Linked DNA regions of Homo sapiens: region 2 is linked to region 1. The links are chromatin loops, found by intact Hi-C in ENCODE. Cell type or tissue: Calu3. All regions are shown on one strand. Each heading gives the region's core, and the rest is flanking DNA. Links, peaks and the distances in the headings are about the cores only.

Region 1 (7,608 bases), core at 2,609-7,608:
CCAGCAAAGTATGTTGCCCTATATTCTCACCAGCACTTGATATTAGTTTTCAATGTGAAGAATAGAAAGTGAGATCTCATTTATATTTTATTTTACATTTCCTTGCTACCAACATGTTTGACCATATATTCATATGGTTAAGAGGTGGTTGGCCTTTCTTTTTCTATTACTTGCTTCTTCATTTCATTTTCCATATAGCATTACTTTCCTTTATGTTTACTTACTAATAAAAAATAATTTATTTTTATGAGACAAGGCCTCACTTTGTTGTCCAGGCTGGAATGCAGTGGCATGATCACAACACACTACAGCCTCAGTCCCCTGGGTTCAAGCAATCCTCCCACCTTGGCCTCCTGAGTAGCTGGGGCTACAGGTACGTGCCACCATGCTCAACTAATTTTTTTTTTATTTTTATGTTTTAGATATGGGGTCTCACTATGTTGTCCATGCTGATCTCAAACTCCTGGGCTCAAGCAATCTTCCCACCTCAGCCTCCCAAAGTGCTGGGATTACAGGCAAGAGACACTATGCTTGGAATTTTTTGTTTGTTTGTTTGTTTTTAACAATCTCCAAGAAAGTTTCATTTTGCTGCATATGGCCTTTCAATTTACCTAATGTGGCCACAGGCATAAAGGAGTCGAGTCAATGTTTCATAGATTATTGCAGTTTATGGCACTGACACCACCACTTACCCTCAGTGAGAAAAACAAAGGACCAGCAAAAGGTGATGATGTGGTAGACCTTGAAATTTCTGTCAATGGCACATCAACTAAAGAAATTCTAAAGAAAAATCATCTTGTCAACTTCTTAAGACTAGAAATGTATTTAGACTGCAATATAGATCTAATGCCCAGCTTGCAGAATTGCAGAATTTTCCAATTTGGTGTTGCTCTAGGTTAAAAAATGTACCAGCTGAAAAATGTGAATTGGAATCATTTGCCATTGGTTCCTAATATAATGACTGATTTCCCACTCTGGATTCAGCAAGCTGCAGGCAATGGGTTTGAACTGAGTCCAGGTGGAAAGGGGCCAGACATATTAAATTTAAGGCCTCTATTGCACAACTCCCTACAGAAATTGTACAAATAATGTAGCTGAAGTGCTTTCTGCATGCTGTGTAACCCAACTCTTTTGGCAACCTGATTAATTCCTTGCCATTTTCTGTAGTACGCACAGTTAGGAAGTATACTAAAAGGTGACAGAAACCATAATAGAAGCTGTCAAGGATTACATTCAAGATGTTATCCTCTTCATTTTCAGTTTAGAAAAACATTTTTCAAAAAAAAGGCCTCATAAAGCTTGGATATAATAATTACTCCTCGGTGCTATTTTCCTTTTGTTAATACCACTAATATTAGTAATAAATAAGTCCAACCCCAGAGATGATTGTTATTCTAAATTTATCCTGTATTCTACAGAGCTGAATATAAATATATATGCAGACTTACTAAAAACTATCTATCTTAGTTAATACAAAAAAAGCTTTTAATTGGACCTCCTTTACGTTGGACTGCAATGTCAATGCTTATTTCTCTGTTTAAGTGTCTGCACAGCCTTCAGGGGTTAAACGTTCATTCACTCCCACCCTGCTTTTTGTGCCTTTTCTCAAAAGGGGGCCTGTGAAAAAAGGATACTTTTGAGTGTAAATACTAAAAAGCATTGAATCCAAGATTTGCGGTAACTCCAGTTTTAGTCTTCTCAAAGATGGAGATGTTAATATTGTCAAGGTTCCAGTGAGAACATGATGCCAAGAATGACACACTGAATTCTACCCAAGTCATCTAAAACTAAAGCTTGTCAAAAGCAACTAATGTGTTAAGTAGACACGATTTTTTTTTCCAAAATGAAAACATTTTAGAGGTAGTCTTTATACTATTTTTTAACTTGTAAATTCTTTTTAAATTGCACACTAGGAACAAGGGGGTAGTTCAATAACTGGCTAATGAATTCTAATGTGTGACTTTGAAGTCAAATTGGCAAACACAGAGGGAATAGTGACTCGGTGCATTTCCAATCTGGAGTACCTGAGAAACTCAAACAAGGATTGTATTATAAATTCTGGGCGAACTTGGCACAGCATCGGGTCAGAATATTTTATCAGGCAACCTAGAGCCAGAGCTGAATTTTCCTTTTGTTTTCTGGATTTTGATTTCTAAATGTTTCCTTAGAACAGGTACTTGGTTTAAATGGGATTTAAATAAACTCAGCTCCAGGAATTAGTAACCAATTTGCTTTTAAGAGTCATGTTTCGTGTTTCACTTAATAGGTATCACATGTTTTCAGATGGTCTTTTTTCTATATATTGATGTCAGCTTAAGTGGAAAGAAATTCAAATAATCAAGCACCATAATACTTAGAGATTACATCCATAAATCAGGCTTGGCTATAACATCAGTATATGCTTAGGATCTCATCATGTTGCATGCCATAGAATATTTGTGTGTACGTGTGTCATTCATGTCTGAAAATATTTTTGGGAGGCAGCAGTCTAGTTGTTGGCCTGCTAATCTGAGAAAAAACACCTGGCAATTAAATGGAAACAATTGTAGGGTTAATTGATAGGGGAAGACTGATAGGATTCTGGCTGTGCTTGGGATCATGATGTGACCTCTGAGATATCATGGATTGGAAACTGGAAAATATTTTACATCTTGCACTTGAAAAAATATTTGAAGTGGCACCACATGGCAGAGTTAATCAGTGTCAAAATGTATTGCTTCAAGTCTTTGGAAAACATTAAGTAAGAGGTAAGTGGAATAAAAATGTTTTCCTGTTTGTTATGGACTAAACTGTGTTTCCTCAAAATCAATATGTTGAATCCCCAACCCCCAATGTGACTGTATTTGGGGATGTGGCCTTTAAGGAGGTAATCAAGATTAAATGAGGTTAAAAAAAAATGGTAGAACCTTAATCCAATGTGACTGGTGTCCTTATAAGAGAAAGAAACACAAGAGAACTTTCTCTCTCTTTCTCTCTCTCTGCAGGAGCACAAAGGAAAGGCCATGCGAGGACACAGGGAGAAGACAGGCCCCTACCAGTCAGGAAGGGAGCCCTCACCAGAAACTGAGCTGGCCAGCACAATGGTCTTGGACTTGTAGCTCCAGAACTGTGAGGAAATAAATTTCTGTTGTTGAAGCCACCCAGTCTGTGATTTTTTTTATGGCAGTACTAGCAGATTGATATACCTTCCATCTAGTTGCCTGAAAATAGGGTCTAAGGTACCATGCGTAAATAAAACATATCTGTGGTACCTGTGGTGCCAAAGCAGACATTTTGTATTTTTGTGGATTATCTGGGGACAGACACAGCTCTTACAGCTGAATAGAAATTCTCCCGATAGTGTCTGAAGTGGTTGTAAAAGTTGTCAGAGTGAGGGGAGTGGACAGCCGTTATTTTTGTTTGCCTACATTTATTTCTCCTTCCCCTCTAACATCACAATGGCTTTCCTAGAATAAGTGAATCCTCCCTCACTCTTCTCATGCTTAGTCCACATGATTTGGGTATGGCTGACTCCACCCCATGGCTCTAAGTAGGGCAGGTGACTCAGACCTGGAAGGAGGAGTACAGTAGCCCCTGACAGAATGATTACTCAGGAGAGAACGTGTGACCATCACAGCCATTTAACATCCACTTTTTCTGGAACTGCTGGGAAAGAAACATGAAATTTCTGTTGGATTTACTAATGTGAGAGCCTGTTAGTATGGAGCTGCTTGGGACCATTTCTCAAGGAATTATGTCAAAACAGAGGAAGCCCAAGTCAAGAAGAGACTAGTGTATTTCTGAAAGCACTCTTACAGGAGCAACATCCAGTGATTCTTGGGCCTAGACTTGGACTTTTCCGTTACTATCGCTGATACATTAGCCCATTTTTGCATAAGCCTGCTTGAGTTGAATTTTAGGCTCTTACAGAAGGAAGAGACATTTTGGTTATCACTATGGCTGACGCTTAAAAGAGAGATTTAAAATTTCAACTCAAATGCCCTCTCCCTTCTCACAATTTATCCAAACTTCTATTAAGCTTCTATTAAGGCTGAGTTCAAGTTATACATTCTCTGTGGGTAGCCTCCTCCTCTGGACTGTCATGTGAACCGCACAGCAAGAGAAGCAATGTAGAGGCACTGGGTTTCACAACACATGCAGTCAATTACCTGGATGGGGGCTAGGGGTCGCCAGGAGTTTAAGGACTACTTTTTAGAAATTTATTTGTTTGTCATTTACTAATTGTAGTGAGTTGAACAATGTTCCCCCCCAAATCTGTGTCAAACCAGAATCTCAGAATGTTATTTGGAAATAAGATCTTTGCAGATGTAGTTATTTAAAAATCTCAAGACGAAATTATCCCAGATATAAGGTGGGCACAAAGTTCAATGACAGGTATCCTTATAAAAGAGGAAAGGACACAGAGACCCAAGAAGAAGGCCATGTGGAAAGAGGGGCAGAGTTTGCAGTTATGTTGCCACAAGCCAAAGAACACCAGGAGCCACCACAAATTGGGAGAGGTAAGGAAGAATTCTCCCCTAAAGTCTTTGGAGGGAGCATAGTCCTGCTGACGTCTTGATTTCAGACTTCTGGCTCCCAGTGTTATGAGAAAATAATTTCTCGTTTTTAGACACCAAATTTTTTTATTATTTGTTATGGCATCCATATGAAATGAATACACCAGTGAAGCTATAAAGTATGAGAAAGTGGGGAGAAAGCTGAAAACTCTAAGAAATGACTTTGCTGGAGAAGGGGAAGTTCATGTCAAAGTTCATTAGCATTGAGATAAAAAAGATCAGTGCTATTCCCCATACACTGTACATTCTCCCTTGTGCCTTTATCCTAATTAATCAGATGCTGACCAGGCTTTGTATATTATCTGATGGCCATTCTCAGGAAAAGCAAGGATTTGCTGAGCTTTTGCACTTTTCTGAGATGGGGAAGGCACTGAGAAAAAGGGCGCATGACGATTTTACTACAGAAATTCTGCAGTGTGATTTGGCATCATGACAATTTGGCCATCTGCTTTGTGGAGGGAGTCCAGCACCATCAACGAGACAGTGTAATTTCTGTCACTTCTTAGAGAAGCATCCTTGTAACACAACAGTCCTTTGGTGGGTTCATTGTGTGGCAGTGTAAATTTTCATGACTAGGGTCCTCGTCCATCCTGGTTTGCCTCAGACAGCCCCAATTTATGCCTGTTGTCCTGGCTGAATTAATTACAGCCCTCCCTTTTTCACTTTGAAAAGTGTCCCTGTTTGGATGATAAATTATATAGCCACCTTAGCTATGACACAATCTCTCATTAAAAAAAAAAAAAAAAAGCTGTAAAGCTTTGCAAATTGATTTACTTTCATTTTCTTGCCAACCCCACAAGATTACTTACAATGTTTTGGAAATAGTAATTACATTTTTTTTTAAAGAGAGTTTTGCCTGGGAGTTAGAAAAGGGAAGTTCAAAAAGGGAAGTCTATGCTGTCTGTTTCCTAAAGACTGTTTCGCTCCTCCACAGCAGGTGCCCCCACCAGTGCCTCCCTACCCGCTCCCAGCTTTGGTGGCAGAGCAATGCCTCTATCCAGTGAAAGGAATTTGGCTGCTTCAGCAAGGTGACAACTGCACACATCCATATCTGCAAGGCAGGTGTAAGCTGGCATTTTGCCCAAGTCTAGCCAGACAGCTTCATAAATCCTGCCCTTACCACAGCCCGAATTACTTTTCATGACACAAAGCCAAGCTGTGTTATTCACCTAATGCCCCGATTTACAGTTCCCAAGACAAAAGAACATACAGATAGAGTTTCAGGGCTCTGTTTGCCTTCACGTTTATCTAAAGGTCAGTTTCAGGTCACGCTCAAGAAACCTGACAAATGGTGGTGAATAAACCTAAAAATAAATTAAATGCAAGTGGGAAACTTAAGCATTCCTTATTCTTGTGCCAAAAGAAAACTCAACCCAATTGACATTCTTTTAATATCTGAGATAAACAGCTGTTCTCTTATTCATGGCATCGTAGGGAATTATCATGCTCCCTTCAGCTCCTGCGCACATGTACATGTGTGTGCTTCCACATAAGGTACCCACATGTACACACATACACACGTCTCGGCGCAGTTCCCGTTTAGGTATTTGTTCTTGTGTCTTTAAGGACCTGAGTTCATGGAAGACTTGAGGGTCCTCAGAGTGAGAACTGCTCTTATCTGGAACAGTGCTGTGGTTGCCCAGGAGTACCACTCATGTCCTGCCAGGCTCAGGGGCACTAGGACGTCAAGCAGAAATCTCATCACTCTATGAACGAGAAAATCAGACCAACAAATGCCGGTCCTTGGAGAGAGATAATTGCTCATATGCCAGATTCATGAAGGTGAGAGTTGAGCAGTTAACCTGAAGAATGCTTCATGCAAATAGGCTTAGAACTGCGGAACAAGAAAGTGCTGGAGCCCCACCAACTGAAAATACCTCTGCAGAAACCTCAAGACCTCAACAGTCCATTGCCGAGTTGTTGGCCATGACAGGGCTTCTAGAGCAGCACTTAATTTACCCTTGGTAATTCTAAGGAAAATGATAGACAACAACAAAAAACCCACCTTCTGCCCTTCAGAAAACTGCAATAGACTTTGAGATCTACCCCACTATGCTGTGTTTTTCTATATGTAAACCTTCTCTATGATGTAGATTTTCCTTCCTCCCACTCCATCCCCAAACCCCCAGCCTCGCTTTTCTATTCACAAGATTGGGACAGAAATTTCACTAAGAGAAGTAAGACACTGCTGGAGAAGAAACACACTGAGCCCATCACATTTCACAGTGGGTTTGTAAATTCCAGCTGCCTCTGTTAGGGTTACAGAACAAGCCCAGAGTTGTTTCTAAAGACATAGTCAAGTAAAACTCATCACTGTCAAGCTTCTGAATGCAAGGAAGAAGTGTGGCAGATGAATGTGTTTCTGTGACTGGTTTGAAAACCTGCCATATGGTTTGTGGACAGTAGCATTTGGACAACTGAGGTATAAAGGAGTCTTATGGCACCATCAGCAGCCACATTTGCTCACTCTCACCCTCTCAGCTCTCACTTGTCCCACACGTACAGATGGGGCCCTACTGCAAGACTTTTTGGCTTTCCTCCTAACAGCTTCCATTGACTTACAAAGAGTGCAGGCTGGAAGCACTGGGATTTCATTCCCCCAGAGAGCAGCCAATGGCACATGGGAGTTGGTGGATATATACCCCAGTGGTGAGAACTCTGAGATATGTTTTACACTGGCTCTCAACAGTCCCCAGTGGGGTTATGCCCCCATTGCCCACCATGATAACTGGCTCAGTAGGGCACCGTTTAGCGGCTTCTTTACCTTCCCTCTCTCATTTCCTCATCCCACTACTGGTGCTACTTGGATCCCCTCACAAATAAAGCACTTGTATTAAAATCCTTATCTGGAGTCAGATCCTGGGGGATCCCAGCCTAAGAAAGCACACTATGAGGATATCTGTGAAAAGGCAGGTGGAACTACATAGATTATGTGACTTGTGTCTGAAGAGTGAGCCCCATAGGGCATTTGGAAATGGCACAGAGGATGTGCCCTGGAGTATCCACATGTATTGATGGAGGTTATAGAATGTGAACTTCCAGATGCAAATGT
Region 2 (5,000 bases), core at 1-5,000, 350 kb before region 1:
ACCAGGCCTAGATGGGGACTGGGGGCATCCTGGCAGGTTGATAATTTTATTTTAAAACCATATTCTTTCAATATTTGTACATTTATATCGAAGAGAGTCTGAGCTCTGTGTGGGAGCAATGTGCAGTGGGAACTTCTGGGTCCCTCGGTGTCCCCTTTCATGTCTTAGGCTATTTGGCTCTACCAGGTGTGGATATTCCACTCAGCACGGCTGTGCCCACAGAGGCTGTGCCTCTGGCTTGCTCTTCTTGGAAGTCAGATGCAAATATCGCCTTCTCGGGTCTTAGCCCCATCTTAGTATCCCATCCTTTTCCCTAAGAAGAAACGTGGCATATACAAGTTCCTCCATCTTGTGACATTTCCACGATTCTCTTAGCCCCTCTTACAGAACAGTTTCCCAAGCAGCAGCCTGCCTGATCCACCCTTAATTCAGCTGTGCGTCTGACAACATGTTCTACAGGAAAGATAACCTTGTACATCAGGTGTTTCCTGTTTCCAGTACCAAAAGGTCAGTACTTGATTACACATGTATTTACAAGGGTAGAGAAGGGAAATGATCAAAAGTTTTTACAACCATAGTCCTTCAATTAAGAAAGAAGTGGTCTTTAATTTTCTCCATTCTTTTTAAAAATTCTCTTTCTACCTTTGTTTAAATATCTCTCCTAACTAGGAAAGACCTGTTGTACATCATACAAGGCATACCAACCCACATACTAGAACACATAAGTAGGAGGAATAGTGTTCTAGAAGAGAATTACTATTTGGAGAAAAAAAGGCATAATTTCCTTTTACAGTCATGCATTGCTTAATGCCAGAGATACGTCCTGAGAAATGTGTGATTAGGCAGTATCATCATTGTGTGAACATAATAGAATGTATTTACACAAACCTAGGTGGTATAACCCACTATTCACCTAAGCAATATGGTACTGCTCCTAGGCTACAAACCTGTATAGCATGTTACTATACTGGATACTGTAAACAATTGTAACCCAATGGTAAGTATTTACATATCTAAACATATCTGAGCATTAAAAAGGTACAGTAAAAATACAGTATTCTAGTCTTACAGGATTACCACTATATATGCCCTTTGTCATTGATGGAACCATCATTATGCTGTGCTTGCCTATATTTCAAAATTCACTATAAAAAGATAGGTGAACCTCAGATCCATCTCCTAGATGTATGATTTCTAGCTGCATATTAACCTCAGTCACATTTTAATATTATTCACACAAAAATTAAAACACTCAGGTATTTGTGATGAAGTAATTTTGCCTAAATTTATTTTATTTCCAAAGAACCTGCATCAATTTGATTCAGTAACATTTAAAATCATTCAACAAAAATCTTTCAAACTTTTATGTTACAGTAATATTCAAACTCTTTTTTTGTGGCTCAAATCTTTTTATGAACTTCAATTATGTGAAAATATCCAATTTTATTTTTAAATAAAGATGTTTAGAAATGTATTGATATTTGTCAAATCTAAGTTGCAGCTATGTAAGTTTTTATTAAGTCATTCTCTGTGTATACTTCTAAGTATGTTGGACTTCTTACATAAAAAATTAAACGTTATTGAGGAAAGAAAAGGGAGAATAAGTTTCAAAAAGAAATTTATCTTTCTTTAGATATATATAATCATCACAAAATATTATCAGATAACAAATCTTGAATTTTACTTTAAATGAAAACATTTTTCAGATCTGTCTTACTAATTTTATGTAATTCCTTTTCACATGTTTCGTGAGGCTGATAAAATGCTTCGTAAGCAGGTATTCATGTGGCTCTATAACAAGTTATTTTTAGGAAGCTTATATACAAAAATACTTGCCACACTTTCTCTCACTCTCTGGACAGTCAGACAAGAAGGCTCACTTTCTCCAGGAATCTCCTAGTGCCAGGTTCTGGGCTGTGGACACCATGCTGGCCAGAGGAAGCTGCTGCACAGGTACAGAGGTGCAGAGGGTGGGGCTGCACTGAGAGGGCGGGGCGGGATCAGAAGTAATTTGACCAGTTAGGAAGCTACTGCAATAGCAATATTGATTATTTACTATGTGTCAGATGCTGTGCCATTGTGCTAGGTGCTGGGCATAGGAGTGAAAAAGACACCAAAGTCCTCAGTTCCAGGGAATTAATTTTTCTAGTAAACAAACAAACCAAAAAACAAGGAAAGTCATCATTACTATGGAGAAAACAACACTGGATCTTGTCATAGCGACTGAGGCCTCCACAGAAGGTGGGCTGTGTGTGTGTGTGTGTGTGTGTGTGTGTGTGTGTGTGTGTGTGTGTGTATGTGTATTATTTGGATAAACAAATTAGGGCCCATCTTTGGAGTTGGGGATGGGGTCAATCCCACCAGAATAGTGAAGGGATGTTTTCCATTTTCTTTCAGTTTTATCCATTCTCTTTGTTTGTTTTTCCAAAGAAAAGTCCAGGCGCTGATCCAGGATGCAAAAATTCATCCCCTTTAAAAGCTAGTGCCAGTTGTGGAGTGAGGATAGAAAAAGGGGAAGGAGAGGGAGCTTTGTGAATTCTCACACTGTGGTAATTTTTATTCCTGTTACAAATTAATTTTAAAAATCTATTATATACATTTTCAAGTTACCAAAGTGAAATCATCACAGCTCAAGTGCCTATGGTAGCAAACATGGATATTGCATAAATATATGGTCCCTAATAAATAAAAATTAAAATATTTGTATCTAACTGGAGTGTTTTTTAAAGTTAAAAATTAAAAATGAAATTAAATGAGAGAATGGGGCCATCATTAACAATTTAAAAAATGCTTAGTCTTTGGAAAGTGATTTAAAGTAGTAATAATTTTTTACCTTTTAGGCCTTTAATGACTATCAGTCCGCTCATCCAGCAGGAATGCCCATGTTTAGATTTAGTATTATTAGAGTTAGGTGTGTGCATGGCACAGTCCCAGAGTTCCATGGGAACATTCCCACCAGGGAGTGAGAGTTTATGCAGAGCAGCATCTATACTTCAGGTCATTACTGCAATTAGGCTTATTCTCGTCAGCTCCTACTTGGAAAGGATTAATGTTTTGATGTTTATAGACTGTTACCATGATTTTATTGTGGGCTCTGAGCCACCAGTTATTGAATCAGGGTTTCGCAAGAAAATATTCCTGTTTCACTGATCTCAAGAAACAAGGCAGAGGAAGCAGTGCTTCTGGCCATAGAGTCCCTGTGGCATGGGGCTGGGTTCTTACTGGCAATGCCGAGTCATCTGGTCAGAACACTTTACAACCACACAAAGAGGGCAAATAAGTGCAGAGCCAGCTCCTCTGAGCCCACAAAAGGTCCTGTTGAAATCTATTAATCTCCTCCGCTGAAGGGCAAGTGGAGACGATGACAATACTGAGGTGTGGAATAGAAGAAATGTGATAAGCGGCTCTATTTTGTTTCCACCTCTAGTGGCTTAGGAACACAGAGTGTTCGAGGTTCAAAGAACTGAGAAACCTCAACAGCCTTAGAGGTTGATTGTGAATATGTGGGTTTCTCTTTAGTAACCTTAGAAGGGCCACATTGTTTAATTGAAAAACTCAATAGCCCTTGTAAGTTTTCAAAAGCAAAATTCTCTTTACGCCTATGATCTTACTAACAATCAGATAAAAGCTCTTTCTCATCACAGTCCACCTATAATTTTTAAAAGGAAATTACCTAATCTGGGATTATAAATAAAACCTAAATAAACACACCTAAACAGCTCACTGAGATATAAATACCTGTCTATGTTCACTCAGGTGTAGGTAATTAGAAAAGAAATAAATGTACCTGGGGCCCAGCCCTGAGGCAATGAGGAAATCAGGGGAGTTTTGTTTTGGGCCTCTTTCAGGTTTCACTGTGGGTGCTTTTCCTTTCCTTCTTGACAATCCTTCCTCTGTCCTTGCACCCTGCCTCCCAGAGAAACTCGCACATATCTCATTCAAACTTTTAGCCTCTGTTTGTTTCTAGTTCTCAGCTCCCTGCTCCCAACCCTGCTCAGTCATTAACTAACAATTCACCTCTGAACTTACCCGTAATGGTACCCAGAGGGTCTCTGAGGCATGAAGTTCAGGAATCAGATGGGGAAGGAGGACAGAGTAGGGTGGGGAGGGCAGTGGCGGGTTTGGAACTTCAGGGTGAGACATTGCGTCTGCTGCCTTCTCAGATCCACCTGCAACTCACCAACCCAGCACTGGCCTATGGCCTTTCCACTCCTATTGCTTTTGCTGGCTGAGATCACTGGATTTTCCTTTGTATCTTTTCTTATTTATCTCATACCTTCCAAAATCTTCAGTAAACTGGAAAAAGTTCAAAACAAGCAATTTAGAATTTAAATAACTAAAAATAATAGTTTAAAAATAGGTTGGTGCTACCCCAAGTATAGTTCCCAGACCAGCAGCCTCGACACCAACTGGGGGCTGGTTAGGAATGCTGACTCTGGGGCCCAGCCCACACCCATGGGATCAGAATATAACGAGATTCCCAGGTAATATTCATATGCATACTAAAGTATGAGAAGTTCTTCTCCCACCCCTGACAATTACCCATTAAGGATTTGAATGATGGACTTGCTTGATAAAGGAAATGCCATGGTGACATGGCACCACTCACCATGTGAGTGCTTTTCACTCACACTTGCCCTTGAAAGAATGATTTGGGAAAAAAATATTAACATCAGATGTTCATACTGAAGAACATTCTTTGTCTACTTGGGTATTTTTAGCCTGTGGGGCAGGAGTATGCCATTACTTGAGTGTTATGCTACCCAATTTGGAGGAAAAAAGATGTGGTAGGCAGATAAAATAGATTCGTTTCAAATCAGGAGGATTTTTCAAAGTTTAGAGGAGAGAATTCTGGGGTATAAACAAAGGGAATGAAAAAAAGGGAAGAAGAATTGCTCAGAAATCCAGCTATGGACTACGTATCCTCTTCATAGCGTTAGAGATGTCCAGGTTTCTAACATGAGTTATTTGGAAAGTACACTTTGATTTTAGGACCATGT

The links. A loop is a pair of places that touch in the nucleus more often than their neighbours do. Peaks named below come from ENCODE experiments on the same cell type or tissue, not always from the same donor. Only the 100,000 strongest peaks of a DNase experiment are listed, where the experiment ranks them.
Region 2: it touches region 1 in a loop (1.9-fold over the local background); 1 of 110 quality-filtered maps calls a loop at or near these places.

What each region holds. Positions count from the first base shown.
Region 1 is chr5:124,055,325-124,062,932 of GRCh38, reverse strand. It overlaps LINC01170 (long intergenic non-protein coding RNA 1170), which reads left to right. Exons shown (of 6, transcript NR_125774.1): 5 at 423-515; 6 at 2,985-3,139. Among named protein-coding and RNA genes, the nearest start is that of LINC01170, 380 kb to the left of the region's middle. RefSeq lists an enhancer at 6,032-6,221. In Calu3, for the core only: no CTCF peak of the experiment used is centred there; a DNase peak (open chromatin) is centred at 5,632.
Region 2 is chr5:124,400,461-124,405,460 of GRCh38, reverse strand. The region is part of intron 3 of LINC01170 (long intergenic non-protein coding RNA 1170); the gene reads left to right. It overlaps LOC105379155 (a long non-coding RNA gene), which reads right to left and starts at 1,951. Exons shown (of 3, transcript XR_001742872.2): 1 at 1,881-1,951. RefSeq lists a cis regulatory region at 3,232 and an enhancer at 3,148-3,317. In Calu3, for the core only: no CTCF peak of the experiment used is centred there; DNase peaks (open chromatin) are centred at 1,990 and 3,200.